Linked DNA regions of Homo sapiens: region 1 is linked to region 2. A link is an interaction called in ENCODE POLR2A ChIA-PET data of the cell type or tissue named here. Cell type or tissue: PC-3. All regions are shown on one strand.

The links. Peaks named below come from ENCODE experiments on the same cell type or tissue, not always from the same donor. Only the 100,000 strongest peaks of a DNase experiment are listed, where the experiment ranks them.
Region 1: POLR2A ChIA-PET joins it to region 2 with 10 read pairs; 1 of 35 experiments calls an interaction of 5 or more read pairs at or near these places.

The regions. Positions count from the first base shown.
Region 1 is chr7:29,299,962-29,307,961 of GRCh38, reverse strand. The region is part of intron 1 of CHN2 (chimerin 2); the gene reads right to left. Among named protein-coding and RNA genes, the nearest start is that of CHN2-AS1, 95 kb to the right of the region's middle. RefSeq lists enhancers at 3,575-4,075, 4,076-4,576. In PC-3, no CTCF peak of the experiment used is centred here; a DNase peak (open chromatin) is centred at 3,031; H3K4me3 peaks cover 380 bases; H3K27ac peaks cover 1,478 bases.
Region 2 is chr7:29,632,506-29,640,505 of GRCh38, reverse strand. No RefSeq gene overlaps it. Among named protein-coding and RNA genes, the nearest start is that of MIR550A3, 44 kb to the left of the region's middle. In PC-3, CTCF peaks have their summits at 4,404 and 4,604 (motif pointing left); a DNase peak (open chromatin) is centred at 4,635; H3K27ac peaks cover 325 bases.

The DNA.
Region 1 (8,000 bases), 330 kb after region 2:
AGATTAGCACAAACTCAGTGGCTTAAAAAAACAAGAATTTAATATCTTGAATTATGGAAGTCAAAAATTCAAAATAGGTCTCATTAGGCTCAAATCAAGGTGTTTTCTGGGCTGGGTTCTTTCTGAGCAACATCACCTGGGCCACATTCCACATGGCCCCAATTGGATGTGAAGGGCTGGGCATGCAGACTTCCTGTGTGCCCAGGAGGCAAATTCAACAGCTGGGTGGAGACGCTAAGGAAGAATCTATTTTGTCCACCTTCCTTGACTCCTGGTCCCTTCCTCTCTTTTTCAAAACCCAGCAGCAGAGCATCCTTCAATGACTCTCTGACTCTCACACTCTACTTTGCCTTAAATGGGCTCTTGTGATTACACTTGGCCCACTCGGATAATCCAGGGTAATTTGCCCATCTCAATCAAGGTCACCTGGTTAGCAATCTTACTTCATCTGAAATCTTAATTCCCACTTGACATGTAACAACATATTCACAGGGTCCAGACATTAGAACAGAGACATGTTTGCAGGGACCATTATTCGGTTCACCACAGTAGGAATACCATTACTTGTAAATTGATGTTGACTAATCATACTCACCAACCTTGTAACTCATAGACTCCTTTTATTCTTTCCCTTCAAACTGGATGATTTGAAAGATCTGATCTCCAAAACAAACTGAACTTATTATGTAGTTACTGATAGATAATTATTCCATTAGCTTTTTTATTAGGCTTTTAAAAATGTATAAAAGAGGCTGCAGACCCCTCAAAACATCTGAAGTGATTGTAAGTTGGGAACCATTAGATTTACAGACAACTGAGCTTCTCAAATCTCAGTTCCCTTGGTCTGGTTAAATGATTTAGCTGAAGGCGAATCAGCGAACACTGATAGGATATATCCAGGCACATCTCTTTCCTGCTGTCCCCAAAATGAGAGATTACGGATGTCCTCTTGAAAATGTCACCATAAGAAAATCATACTCTTAAGAGGAAGGAGGCTTGGACGTTACTAGTCACATCTTTAACGCTGAGAGCTAATTATTCCACATGCTTCACACCACTGGATGGAAACACTCATTATTGTGTTAGAGGACAGGAATCTGGCAATTCTGCAGAATGCAAATCACCCAAAGCCATTCCACTCAAGCTGGCCTGATTAAGTTTGCTGTCAGCCCTCAAGGATGCTAACAAAGCTACTGGGACAGGAGGGAGTTCACGGCAATTCTTACATACTGATTACACTGGATTAAGTGATTTGCTACATTTAAATAATAAACAATACACTTGAAAAATCACCTTGAACACAAGATTCCCTGGACATTTGTTCCTGGGGATGAATGTGTCACAGGGCAAGGATATAACAGTTCATTCAGCATGTGCTCTATCGCCTTGGGCTTTAACACCCAGGGTCCCCCTTTCCTGCCACAGCCCCTCCTCTCAGTTTATACTCATCTTCTGACCAATCAGCACTCTCTTAAGTGACACCTCACAAAGGAATTTTGCCTTCCCATCACATCTCTTCTACATTTGCTGCTTTGTGAATCCTCTATTATTTATTAAACAAGCAACTCAATCAGTGCGTTCCTCCTTTCTTTTGCATGATGCCAGTACCTCCATTTTCAGAGATACCAATAATTAACTTCCTAGCAAATGCTTACCTTGACTGCAGTTTTTAATCTTCAGATATCCTCCCAGGAAACTGATAAGGCAATAGAATGCTTTCAAGTCTGCTTCTTAAGACACCACCAGTTTAGGGACCAAAGATTTATTGACTTACACAGTGCGCTATTGAGTAAATCAATGAATAATCACATACCAGCTTCCATAACAAATCCTAAATAGGCCCTAACTTATGACGGGACAGAAAGTAAAATTATGGTATTGGGAACATCCTGAGATACTTGTCTGACAACGATTGTGCATTTGGCCCACAATCTTCACTGCTTCTCCTTTAGCTATACCATTCCAGCAGAGCTAGAAGTGAGCATTCTAGATATGAAACACAGAAATCTAATATAGTAATAAAGATTCAAGTAAGCATGTGTCTAAGTTTGGATGGGGAAAAGGAGAGGGAAAGAGGAAGGGGTTGGAGGGGTAGAAAGAGGGGAGAAAGAGAGAAAGGAAAAGGAGGAGGAGGAGGAGGAGAAAGACGAGGAGGAAGGAACGGGAGGATGGAGGGGAGGAGAAGGGAGGAGAGGGAAGAAAGATTTACATATGAAATAGATGCACATTCTTTTTCAGAAGAGTAAAATTTGGGCCCAAAGAGTTAGCTTCTGGGCAGCCAGTGTGGCTTTCTACACAAGTAAACTTTATCAGGCTTTTCATTCTGCGCAATGCCAATCAAATAGCTAACTCTACAATTGCTTTGATTACTAGTCTCTAAAAATTATCCAGCTATTGACCCAACTTTCCATTTTATCATGCTTAAGAATTAACAAATGCAAATTTTCTTCCAAATCACAAGCTTTGTAATAAATAACGATAAGTATCAAAACTAAAAAAAAAAACTGATCTTTATCATAGAAGAGACTATCCCTGTTAGAATGTTGGGTGCTGAATATTTTATGATTTAGAGCATGTAGAATATGGACAGCAGGTAAAGGGATGTTTTCTCCATGCCATTTCTTTTATTCATACGTAATGGGGTTGCCTGACATAGTAAGAGCTTTAAAAAAACATTGTTGGATAAGGATCTTTTATACCTCTTTGAAACCTTATAAACACTCTTCTTTCTCTGGAATGATTCATGGGGTCCTCAGAAAAACACCCCTTTCCCCGGCAACAATCACTGGGAATTTCCTGGCCTGCCTGTCGTATCCTCTGTGCAGGCAAACGCTGGCTGTTTAGAGCTCCTTCCTTGGCCACTGGAAATCTGGAGGCTCACCCTCCCTTCAGTGTCCCTTTCCCCTCCAAGTAGCTCTCCAGGACAGGATCTAAGTTGAACCCATGCCAACTGACCTTGGGGCCTGGCTCACATCTGGTTCACGGGAAACAGACGTATCCTCCGCCCTGACAATTTCTAGATACTCAGTCATCCCCTAAGGCCACAATCTCAGAGCAACCTGCCCTTTAGATTTTTCAGAGTGAGTCAGGTCCCAGTCTATTGTGTCCTTCAAAATGCAGACGACACTTATTTAAACCATTCAAGAGGTCCAGCTGAAGCCTCTCTCTCTGGGCCTGGGGCAAGAGGCTGGCCTCCCCCTATATCTTCCTTTCTGGAGAGGGCGAGATTTAGAACATAGCACACAGTTTGCTCCAATATTCTACATGGGCGAGGGCTTAAGAGTCACAAAACCAGTTCGTGTGCAAATCTTTGTACTCCTGAAAGGGGGTCTTGGACCAAATTCTTAAATGGCACATTTAATGTATTGGGTACCCAGGCAAAACCTGGATTAAAATAGTTCCATTTAACATAGTGTTATATAAGAATACTCCATTTTATCCTAAAATATGAAATGCTAGAGTTCCAAAGCAGATTCATTAGGACAGTTATGGTTCACTTGATTACATTTTACATTGTTTCATGGTGTTTAGTTATGAGGTATCATCTCTCTCTACAATTACAATTTGGCTAAGCCTCTCTGAATATGTTTATTTGCTCCTTCAGTCATTTTTGGTTTCTTAACTCTCAGCTACGTCTCGCACCATATAAATCTCCTGGGGATGCCAAGGATTAGGCTTCAGCAATCTGCAAATTGGGTTGGCTCTGTTCTGCCTCTAATTTATGTCCTCTACACTTCTTGTACTTCTACTAAACCGTGGGGTTGAAACATTCGAATTAGGATATTTTTAAGTACTAACTCCAGTGGCTTTTTGTGTGTTTTTCATTTTGTCCCTCTACCCAGTGACCCTGACCTATTCAATCAGCCAAAGACACTGCTTTTGCTACTTTTTTTTTTTTTCTTGAGATGATGTCTCACTCTGTCACCCAGGCTGGAGTGCAGTGGCACGATCTCGGCTCACTGCAATCTCCGCCTCCTGGGTTCAAGCCATTCTCGTGCCTCAGCCTCTCGAGTAGCTGAGATTACAGGCGCATGCCACCACACCTGGCTAATGTTTGCATTTTTAGTAGAGATGGGGTTTCACCACGTTGGCCAGGCTGGCCTCAAACTCCTGACCTCAGGTGATCTGCCAGCCTCAGCCTTCCAAAGTGCTGGGATTACAAGCGTGAGCCACCATGCCCGGCCTGCTTTCATGACTTCAGAAAGAAGGAAAGAAACACAAAGCAGAAAACTAAGAAATGGATTATCTTCTGCTTCGAAGTCTTGAGCCCTGGCATGATTTGGAAGGATAGGTGTTAAGTGATCCAAGGCTCTGAAGAAAGTCCTATAGGCTGGGGGAAGCTAGTGAATGGATGGAGGTGGTGGAAGGGTATTAGACACCGGGGAGTCCCTACGGAAGGGCCCTAAACTCCACCCACCTCCAGGCAGATCCTGAGAGGAGTGAATAATAACCTCCCAGGTGGAACTGGGAAATAAGAGGGAAGGGGGCATGGCACTTGCCTGTGCTGGTAGAGGCGGGGAGGACAGGGAGGTGTCAGGGTGGATACGTCTGCTTGGTGTGCCTGCGCCAATGACTGAGACAACCCAGGTGGGTCCTAGTGCCCCAGCACATCACAAGAACAGGTGAATGATTCCCGCAGGCCCCAAAGGCGGCGCATCAATGGGAATAAGGCTTATGCAGCCTGCCAAGTTTCCTTCTGGAAAGAAGGATGATCCATATGCATCAAGCGTATCATGAAAATAACTTAGAGAGAGCCAGACTTTAAGCTGTCTTGCTGTGGGGAACGTGGGCCAGCACGGCAATGACTAGGGGGATGAATGACTGGGGACAGGGAAACAGACGCCAGCATCAACGCACAATGGCAAGGCATAGACAGCCTGTTGCCCCTGATGTGAGGTACTGAGTCAGACCCCTGGAACCTAGATGGACCTGGAAGATGGGCGGGACCGGGATCTGTCACTCTAAGCTGAATACTATTTAATCACATGTGTATACGTGTGTATAATGGAACAGTACTTAGCTTGAAAGAGGAATGAAATTCTGACTTGTGCTACAACATGCTAAACTCTGAAGACATATGCCAAATGAAATAAGCCAAGCAAGAAAAGCATATGATTCTACTTATATGAGGTATGTGGAGTAGTCAGTTCAAATACAGAAAGTAGAATGGTGGCTGCCAGGTTCTGGAGAGGGGAGGAGAATAGAGAGTTATTGTTTAATCGGTACAGAGTTTCAGTTTGGGAAGATGAAAAGGCTCTGGAGCTGGATGGTGGTGATGGCCACATAACACTGTGAATGGACATCAAACTGTACACTTAAAAATGGTTAAAATGGGGCTAGACACAGTGGCTTACATCTGTAATCCCAGCACTTTCAGAGGATCGCTTGAGCCCAAGAGTTTGAGACCAGCCTGGGTAATATAGTGAGACCCTATCTCTTAAAAAAAAAAAAAAAAAAAAAAGAATTAAAATTTAGCTGGGTGTGATGGCACATGCCTGTACTCCTAGCTACTCAGGAGGCTGATGTGGGAGGATCGCTTGAGCTCAGGAGTTTGCAGCTGCAGTAAACTGAAATCACTGCACTCCAGGCTGGGCAACACAGTGAGACTCTGGAAGAAGAAAGAAGAAATACGAAGAAAGAAGGAAGGAAGGAGAAGAAGGAAGAAGAGGAGGAAGAAGAAGAGGAGGAAGAAGAGGGAGAAGCAGCAGCAGAAGAAGCAGAAGTAGCTGCAGCAGCAGCGGTGGCGGCAGCTAAAATGATAACATTTATGTTATGTATATTTGACCACAATTTTTAAAATCACGCTCGCTAAACTGTAGCTCTAGAGATCACTCTGTTAGAGAGAGACAGCCACGGGTCAATGCAAAAGGCTGAGGGTCCTTATCCTTGGAATTCTCCAGCCTGTGACATTAGGTCCTGCCTTAGGGCTCCTCTGGCTTTGCCCATGTTCCTCAAGGGGAAGTGCATCTCACAAATTTCAGTGCCACAGGTAGACAGGATGGTGTTTTGCCTCCTATCCCCAAAGTGGCCAGCTTCAGTCTAGCTAGGGCTGCAGATGGCTTCGATGAAGATAGTGGAAATATATGTTTAAGTCGGGATTTCTGTAAATTTTTTTCCTAGACCAAAAAACTCAAACATGGACCTATTTGAAGAGAAAGGGGGAGGAAATCTACCACCATGATAACAAGCACTTCCTTCTGTACAATGTGTTAAAACTCAAAGAGTGCTCTCATTTTAGTGCAATTTTTTAAGATTACGTAGGGTGAGTAGTATAATTCATATGCCATAGATGAGATGAGATGAGGCAGAGAGATGTTAAGAAACTTGCTAAGGTCGCCCAGCCAAGCAAGAGCATGAACAAAGACTTCAGCCCAAGTGCCTGGAGTCCAGATCTCCAACTCTCTACAATGTAGCAGGTTCTCCCTTCAGAAAAGGATAAGAGGCATCCTGAGTGGGCTTGGATCATCCAGCGTTCAGGACACAACAGAAAGGCCAGGAGCATCTGGGATCCTCTTTTAGGGCAAAGCAGTCTACCTGGTGCTGCACTTAGATTCCAGATGAATCCAAAAAACTGTGTGTGTGTGTGTGTGTGTGTGTGTGTGTGTGTGTGTGTGTGTGTACCTGTTTGAGGCCCTGCTTTCAAATACTTTGGGTGGCAAAGAGTAATTTTTAAAAGCATTCTATAGAAGAAAGTAGGAACTGCTAGAAAAACATAAAATAATTAAATTTACCTCATTTAAGGATGCATGAGGGAAGCTATTGTTAGGGTTTCCTGAGCTGACATTATAAAAGCTTTTCTTATCACAAGCTTTTTAAGAAAAAATGACAAAGGACTTTCTGGACTCTGTGTTTATTAGGGGACTATACAAATGACAGTATTCAAAACAATTGACAAATTTTAAACTTGTCATTTATATGTTTAATAAAACATTACAGCTTTAATTCTCAAAATTAACTAAAAGAAAATGGAAAGATACTCATTCAATTTCTGAGAATTTTCATCTTATGGTTATTTCATACATATAAGAATAAACACATTTAAAAAATATTGCACATGGTAACATGTAGCTCTAAGGAATATCATGTTTTACGAGATAAGCTCATTCCTTTCCTGTGTTTCATCAAATGCCTACAAATAAATCACATTTTAAATGGGGGTGAAGACTAGGCATACTTGCTGCTTAAAGAATTCCTGAAAAAAGGGGCTTTTGGAAAATATTTCTTTTGTTATTCAAATAATCACCTGCTAATTTATCTGCTTCATTAATTCAGAATTTCATGTTTTGGTGTTTTTTGAAACAAGGAAACTTTTCAAGTCTGAACACTGAATCACTACTTTTTTTTAGCTTTACAAATTTGACCCACCATATCATTTTGTTGACTCCAAGTATTACGCTGCATCTCTGGCTATTTTGAGCACAATTAGAAGTAGAAAATAGCATCACTCAAAATTGGGAAGAAATATAAAAGGGCAATGTTTTCCCAAGATTGTCCATTCAGAAGCCAGTGTCAAAGGCCCAGGAAGGCATTCCTGCCCTAATGAACTACCTGACCCTTGCCCCACCCTCCTCTCCCTAGCTCACTTTTGTTTCTCATATGTCACTAATGGCCAAGTCCTGTCTCTTCTTTCAGGGTCTTTCTTGCCTCACCCTCACCTCCTATTTTTTCTGAAATGCCCTGAAGGCTTCAACACCTCATTTGGTCTATTGCATCTGGTTCCCTCATCCTACACTCTGCTTACCATTGCTTCTGCTAGAAATTCCACATTCCTTAGCTTGACATGTAAGACGTTCCATAATCTGGCAGCTCCTGCTAGCTGGCTTCCTGCCTCACAGATTGAATCCCAGGTTCCACCCCGGAACAGAAGAGGCCAGGCTCCTCCCCACTGCAAAGGGAAAAACATCCCACGGCTCCAGTCCGTGCTCCCATCTTTCTTCCCAGTCTAATTTGCACTCAGTACTCTGGGCCCCTCTGGGTTCCTGCCTCCAGTTTTTTACTCT
Region 2 (8,000 bases):
CCAAGATGTGCCTCTAAAGGAGGCAGATGCCACTGTGTTTACAGACAGTAGCAGTTTCCTTGAACAGGGAGTATGAAAGGCTGGTGCAGCCGTTACTATGGAGACAGATATACCGCAGGCCCAGGCACTGCCGGCAGGTAACTTGGCACAGAAGGCTGAATTGGTCACCCTCACTCAGGCTCTCCGATGGGGTAAGGACAAACGTATTGACATCTACACTGACAGCAGGTATTCTTTTGCTACTGTACATGTACACGGAGCCATCTATCAAGAGCGAGGGCTACTCACCTCAGCAGGAAAGACTGTTAAAAACAAAGAAGAAATTTTGGCTCTGCTTGAAGCTGTTTGACTTCTTCAGCAGGTGGCTGTAATTCATTGCAAGGGACATCAAAGAGAAGACTCAGCCGTTGTCTGTGGTAACCAAAGAACAGACTCTGCAGCGGGAGAGTCAGCTCGGCTCCCGGTCATGCCTTTGACCCTGCTGCCTGCTGTGTCCTTTCCTCAACCTCACTTACCAGACCACCCAGAATACTCCCCAGAGGAAGAAAAACGAGCTTTGCATCTTCAGGCCAGTAAAAATCAGGAAGGTTGGCAGATTCTTCCTGATTCCAGAATCTTCATGCCCCAAACCCTCAGGAAAACTTTAATAGTCGTCTGCATTCTACCACCCATTTGGGAGGAGTAAAACTGGCCCAGGTTCTAAGGAGCCATTTCAAGATCCCCCACCTTCAGGACTTAACTAACCAAGCAGCTAGCTCTCCAGTGTATGGCTTGTGGTCAGGTAAATGCCAAACAAGGTCCCAAGCCCAGCCCAGGCCACCGCCTCCAGGAAGGCTTGCCAGGAGAAAGGTGGGAAGTTGACTTTACAGAAATGAAACCACAGCAGGCAGAGTATAAATACCTCCTAGTGCTAGTAGACACCTTTTCAGGATGGACTGAGGCATTTGCCACCAAAAACGAAACTGCCACCACGGCAGTTAGGCTTTTACTCAATGAAATCATCCCTCGACCTGGGCTGCCTGTTGCCATAGGGTCTGATAATGGACCAGCCTTCACCTCGTCCATAGCTCAGTTGGTTAGCAAGACATTAAACATTCAATGGAAACTCCATTGTGCCTATCGACCCCAGAGCTCTGGACAGGTAGAACACATGAGCTGCACCCTAAAAAGTACTCTTACTAAGTTAATCCTAGAGACCGGTGAGAATTAGGTAAAGCTCCTTCCTTTAGCCCTTCTTAGAGTAAGATGCACCCCATATTGGGCTGGGTTTTCACCTTTTGAAATCATGTATGGAAGGGCTCCGCCTATCTTGCCTAAGCTAAGGGATACCCATTTAGCAGAAATCTCACAAGCTAATTTGTTACAGTACTTGCAGTCTCTCCAACAGGTACGAGTCATCATCCAGCCACTTGTCTGGGGAGCACACTCTAATCCAGCTCCTGACCAGAGTGAGCCCTGCCACTTTTTCCAGCCGGGTGACCTGGTGTATGTTAAAAAGTTCCAGAAAGAAGGACTCACTCCTGCCTTGAAAGGACCTCATACTGTCATCCTCACCATGCCAATGACTCTAAAGGTGGATGGCATTCCTGCTTGGATTCATCACTCTCACATCAAAAAGGCCAACAGAGCCCAGCAGGAAACTTGGGTCCCCAAGCCTAGGCCAGGCCCTTTAAAACTGTGCCTAAGTTGAGTGAAGCCATCAAATTAATTCTTTTTATTTACCTCTTTTGTTTGTTTCTGCCTATTATACCTTCTGCTCCATCCTACTCTTTTCTCCTCACTTCTTTCACGACAGGACATGTGTTTGCAAAAACTACTTGGAAGGCAGGAACCTCAAAGGAAGTCTCTCTTGCAGTCGATTTATGTGCTTTGTTCCCAGAGCCTGTCTGTACCCACGAAGAACAATGCAACCTGCCGGTCATGGGAGTGGGAAATGTCGACCTTGCTGCAGGATGTGGACACACAGGAAGCTGGACTGGATGTGGGATCTCTAGAGGTGCAGAAAAAGGACTCCAGAGCGTTGACTTTTACCTCTGTCCTGGAAATCGCCCTGACTCCTCTAGCTGTCGAGATTCTTACCAGTTTTTCTGCCCTCACTGGTCGTGTGTAACCCTAGCCATTTTCCCTGGAGGATCAACCCGGTCCTCAACCCTCTCCATAACTCGCACTTCCCGTCCTAGACCGTGAACTATGGGAAATTGTAACCCTCTTACTATAACTGTCCGTAACCCTGGTTCAGCTCAATGGTATTATGGCATGTCATGGGGATTAAGACTTTGTATCTCAGGATTTGATGTTGGAACTATGTTCACCATTCAGAAAAAGGTCCTGGTCCCATGGAGCCCTCCTAAGCCAATCGGACCTTTAACTGATTTAGGTGACCCTATGTTCCAAAGACACCCAGACAGGGTCGATTTAACTATCCCGCTGCCCCTCCTTGTTCCCAGATCTCAGTTACAACGACATCTCCAACCCAGCCTGATGTCCATTCTGGATGGGGTGCATCACCTCCTTAATCTCACCCAGACTAAATTAGCCCAGGATTGTTGGTTGTGCCTAAAGGCCAAACCCCCACGTTATGTTGGATTAGGAGTAGAAGCCATGATTAAAATTGACTCTCTTTCTTGTCGTACATGCCCCCATGCCCTTACACTAGGAGACGTGTCAGGGAACGCCTCCTGTCGAATTAGCACCAGGTATAACTTATCTGCTTCTCCCTTTCAGGCTACCTGTAATCAGTCTCTACTTACTTCCTTAAACACCTCAGTCTCCTACCAGGCACCCAACAATACCTGGCTGGCCTACACTTCAGGCTCACTCATTGCATCAATGGGACTGAACCTGGACCTCTCCTGTGCGTGTTAGTTCATATACTGCCCCAAGTTTACGTGTACAGCGGGTCAGAAGGGTGACTTCTCATCGCTCCCCCTGAGTTACATTCCAGGTTTCGCAGAGCCGCCCCACTCTTCGTACCCCTTCTGGCCAGCCTTAGCATAGCTGGATCAGCAGCCATTGGCACGGCTGCCCTGGTTCAGGGAGAAACTGGACTAATGTCTCTGTCTCAGCAAGTAGATGCTGATTTAAGCAATCTCCAGTCAGCCATAAATATGCTACATACCCAGGTAGAGTCTCTAGCTGAAGTAGTACTTCAAAACCCCCGAGGCCTAGATCTGCTATTTCTCTCCCAAGGAGGGTTATGCGCAGCTCTAGGAGAGAGTTGTTGTTTCTATGCCAATCAGTCTGGGGTCATAAAGGATACTCTCCAAAAAGTTCGAGAAAATCTAGATAGACGCTAACAGGAATTGGAAAATAACACCCCTGGTACCAAAACATGTTTAACTGGAATCTATGGCTAACTACTCTAATCACTGGATTGGCGGGACCCCTTCTCCTCCTCTTGTTAGGTTTAGTCTTCGGGCCTTGTATATTAAATTGGTTTCTTAAATTTATAAAGCAGTTCATAGCTTCTGTCAAACTTACGTATCTTAAAACCCAATATAACTCCCTTGTTGTGACTGAAGAATCAATGATTTGATTACCCAAAACATGAGTGGGGAATGTGATACCTACCCTGTTTTAACCTGCCCCAAGTTTACGTGTACAGTGGGTCAGAAGGGTGACTTCTGACCCTTCTGCTCAGAGTGACTCTCTCTTAGCTGAGATAGCTGGACACTCTCCATTTTAGCTTCTTCACTTGCAGTCCCCTTATCCCCCTCCCTTAAGGGAATAACTAGTGCAAGCTGACTCCAAGCACATCCAGGAATGCACTTACTGATAAGATATTGAGGCAAGCTGTACCAGCAGCTCCTGGGGACGTGCTCGGCGGATGGTACCCAAGCCCCTGCATTTATCTCTTTGTGATAGTTTAAGCCCCTGCACCTGGAACTGTATTTTTCTGTAACTATCTCTGTAACCATTAATTTTTTTAACTTTTTGCCTGTTCTGCTTCTGTAAAAATTGCTTCAAGTAGGCTCCCCCTCCCCTATTTAGACCATGGTTTAAAAAGAAATCTATCCCGTTCTTCGAGGCCAAGAGAATTTTGAGCTCTAGCCATCTCTCGGTCGCCGGCAATAAAAGGACTCCTGAATTAGCCTCAGAATGTGGCGTTTCTCTATAACTCCCTCGGTTACAACATATCATCTATATATCTACCAATCATCTATCTATCATCTATCAATTACCTATCTGTATCAACTATCATCAATATATCTATCCATCTATCAATCATCTATTATCTATCAATTATCTATATCAACTGTCATCTATATATCCCTCTATCAATCATCTAATTACCTATCATCTATCAATTATCTATATCAACTATCATCTCTATATCCATCTATCAACCATCTATCATCGATTATCTATATCAACTATCATCTATGTATCTACCCATATATCAATAATCTACCTAATTATCATCTATCAATTATCTATGTCAACTATCATCTATCATCTCTCATCATATCTATATATCATCTATCTTCTATCTATCTATTATCTATCTAATCTGTCATCTATTTTTTAAAGGGCCATAAACTTGTTAACATATATATACACAGGCATTTTAACAAGTGTTTTCCTTGGAGAAGTGAGGATAGAAACTAACCCGTAGGAAGAGTGCCCTCTGCTGCCACTTATTCACAATAGCTCCTCTGTCTGGCCATACCAAGGAAAACATCCTAAAAGGTTCTTTGCCTTCTGGCTGCTGTCTATAACAAAAAATAAGTAGCATCTTTGCCTCTTAAAATATCTTTAAGATTTCTTTTCTGTTTTGTAGACAGCCATGTTGCTACGTTTTTCCATTTGGTTTTATTCTTTCCATGGTAACTGTAAAGCAAACATAACTAAGAAACAGACATTGGATACTTATGCAGTACACAGAAAGCATTTCTTCCAAACTCTTAACTAAATAAAGTAAATCCTTTTCTAGGTGCACAAATCCATAGGTGAGAGGTCAATATTACCCAACCAGGAATAGCTCATCATTGTGGGCAGGAGGAAATGGCTTTATTTACTCCAGAGCACCCAGGAAAAGGTGCTGAACTTTACAACCAGCTCTGCTTGCTATTCCAGGGGAAAGCAGGGAGGGGCGGAAGGACAGACCCATAAATGTTCTATGACAATTACTTGGCAGCACCGTTTCAAAGAAATAACGGAAGCCTTTACTTGGCATTCTGTACTAAGCAGTGCATGGAAATGGGTTGGTTTCAGCTCTGGACTGCCCACCCACACCTGGCCCCTCTGGGCATACTAAACACAGACAGGAGTGACACTGCTACCCCAGGTGTTAGCCTGGAAACTTCCCTCCCTTCCATGCATCATCCTTGCTTTCATCTCTGTAGTTGACAGATTTTCTGGGTCTGTTGTGTGGATTCCAGGATCAGCTTCTGAGCCCTTGCCCTTCTCTGAAACATCACTGTTGGCTAACTCTTTAACTCAGGACTCTGCAGGGCTCCTGATTCTGAAATACTTGCAACTTCAGGGAGAAGACACTCCCTTGGCCAGCTTCATCCCAGCCTCTATCTGGGGAAAGAGGATTGGACATGCTACATTTTTGGGCAAGGTATTTATCTTCTCCAAACCTGTTTCCTCATCTGTAAAATGAGAATAATAAAAGAACTCACATCATCAAGCTTTTGTGAGAATTACAACTAATAAAGGATAAATGTCGATTATTATAATATAGTAATAAAATAAGTATTATGGAATATTATTGAAGTTCTTTCTTTCTTTCTTTCTTTCTTTCTTTCTTTCTTTCTTTCTTTCTTTCTTTCTTTTCTTTTTGAGACAGAGTTTCGCTCTTGTTGCTCAGGCTATAGTGCAATGGCGTGATCTCAGCTCCCTGCAACCTTTGCCTCCTCGGTTCAAGTCATTCTCCTGCCTCAGCCTCCCAAGTAGCTGGGATTACAGGCACCCACCACCACACACAGCTGATTTTTTGTATTTTTAGTAGAGATGGGGTTTCACCATGTTGGCCAGGCTGGTCTTGAACTCCTGACCTCAGGTGATCTGCCCACCTCGGCCTCCCAAAGTGCTGGGATTACAGGCGTGAGCCACTGCGCCCAGCCCTGGACAGAGGACAAATATTAATATATGGGTATCTAGTGGCTGTGACCAGGCCAGAGAGAGGAAGGTTAAAAAGTCAAGGGTAGGAGTTTTGTCCCTAAGTTTAAAAATACAAAACATTAAGACTGGAGATAAATAGACCAAATACTAACAATGGTTATCTTTGACTTTTTTGTTTTATTTTCAGCTTTAAGTTTTTCTTTTTATTTTTTGTGGATACATAACGGATGAATATATTTATGGGTTACATGAGATATTTTCATACAGGCACGTGACATGTAATAATCATATCAAGGTAAATAGGACATCCATCACCTAAAGTATTTATCCTTTGTCTTACAAACAATTCAATTATACCGTTTTATTTTAAAATGTAAAATTAAATTATTTTTAACTATAGTCACCTTGTTGTGCTACCAAATGTTAGGTCTTATCATTATTTCTAACTTTTTTTTTTTTTTTTGAGACAGCCTCACCCTGTCACCCAGGCTGGAGTGCAGTGGCGTGATCTCGACTCACTGCAACCTCCGCCTCCCAGGCTCAAGCATTTCTCCTGCCTTAGTATCCCAAGTAGCTGGGATGACAGGCACATGCCAGCATGCCCGGCTGATTTTTGTATTTTTAGTAGAGACAGGGGTTTCACCACGTTGGCCAGGCTGGTCTTGAACTCCTGGCTTGTAGTGATCCACCTGCCTCAGCCTCCCAAAGTGCTGGGATTACAGGTGTGAGCCACCACACCTGGCACTACTTTTTGTACCCATTAACCATGTCCACTTCCCCCCAATACCCAACTACTCTTCCCAGCCTGTGGTAACCACCATTCTACTCTCTGCCTCTGTGAGTTCAATTGTTTTAATTTTTAGCTCCCACACAAAAATGAGAACATGCAAAGTTTTTCTTTCTGTGCTTGGCTTATTTCACTTACCATAATAAACTCCAATTCCACAACAATGGTTATCTTTGAGGGGGGAATTTATAGGTGATGACTTTTTTTTCTTCTCCTATTTTTCAAATTTTCTCTAATGAGTACTTTTTAAATACTTTTTAAATAAAAAATACGAAATTTTGTTGTTAAAAAGCCATCATTTGTTCTTTCTTTTCACTGACTAATACAATTAATACATGATTTTATTCTCAATCTAAAGCTTACAAGCCAGAGGTAAGGCTAAAACCCCTCATGGACACACACACAAACACGACTGCTGCCACACCAAACGCAGTCACTTCCCAGAAGTAGTCATGATATTAATTTTGTGCCGACCCTTCTAGATATTTTTCTATCCACTTATGTGTTACTGGCTCATTGATCAAGGACAATTTGTGACATGATTAAACACGCTTTATTTTTCTTCCCATCGTCTCTTCAGAACTTGTCTAGTGGGGGGTAATCATCTCTTGCCACTAGATGAAGAATAGGGCCATTCTAGAGGCTCTCTGGTAAGTCATAGGTGATGGACACTTCCACATTTTCTTCCTTGTGAGACAAAGGGTCCATTTGGAAATTCTGAATATCCAATGTAAGGTATACAAGAAACCGTCCTATGGCAAAGGGGAAAAAACTGAGCCTAAATATGATCAAAACTGTAGATCAGTGGTTTTCAACGTTGGTTGCATACTGGGATCATCTGAGGTAGTTTAAAAAATTCCTGTGTCTCAGTTCCCCCCAGAGTCTCTGGTATAATTGCTCTTGGATTTGCCTGGGCTTCAGGGATATTTATTTATTTATTTATTTATTTATTTATTTATTTAATTTTATTTTTTTGAGACCCAGTCTCACTCTGTTGCCCAGGCTGGAGTACAGAGGCGTGATCCCAGCTCACTGCAACCTCTGCCTCCCGGGTTCAAGTGATTCTCCTGCCTCAGCCTCCTGAGTAGCTGGGACTACAGGCACCCAGCAACACACCTGGCTAATTTTTGTGTTTTTAGTAGAG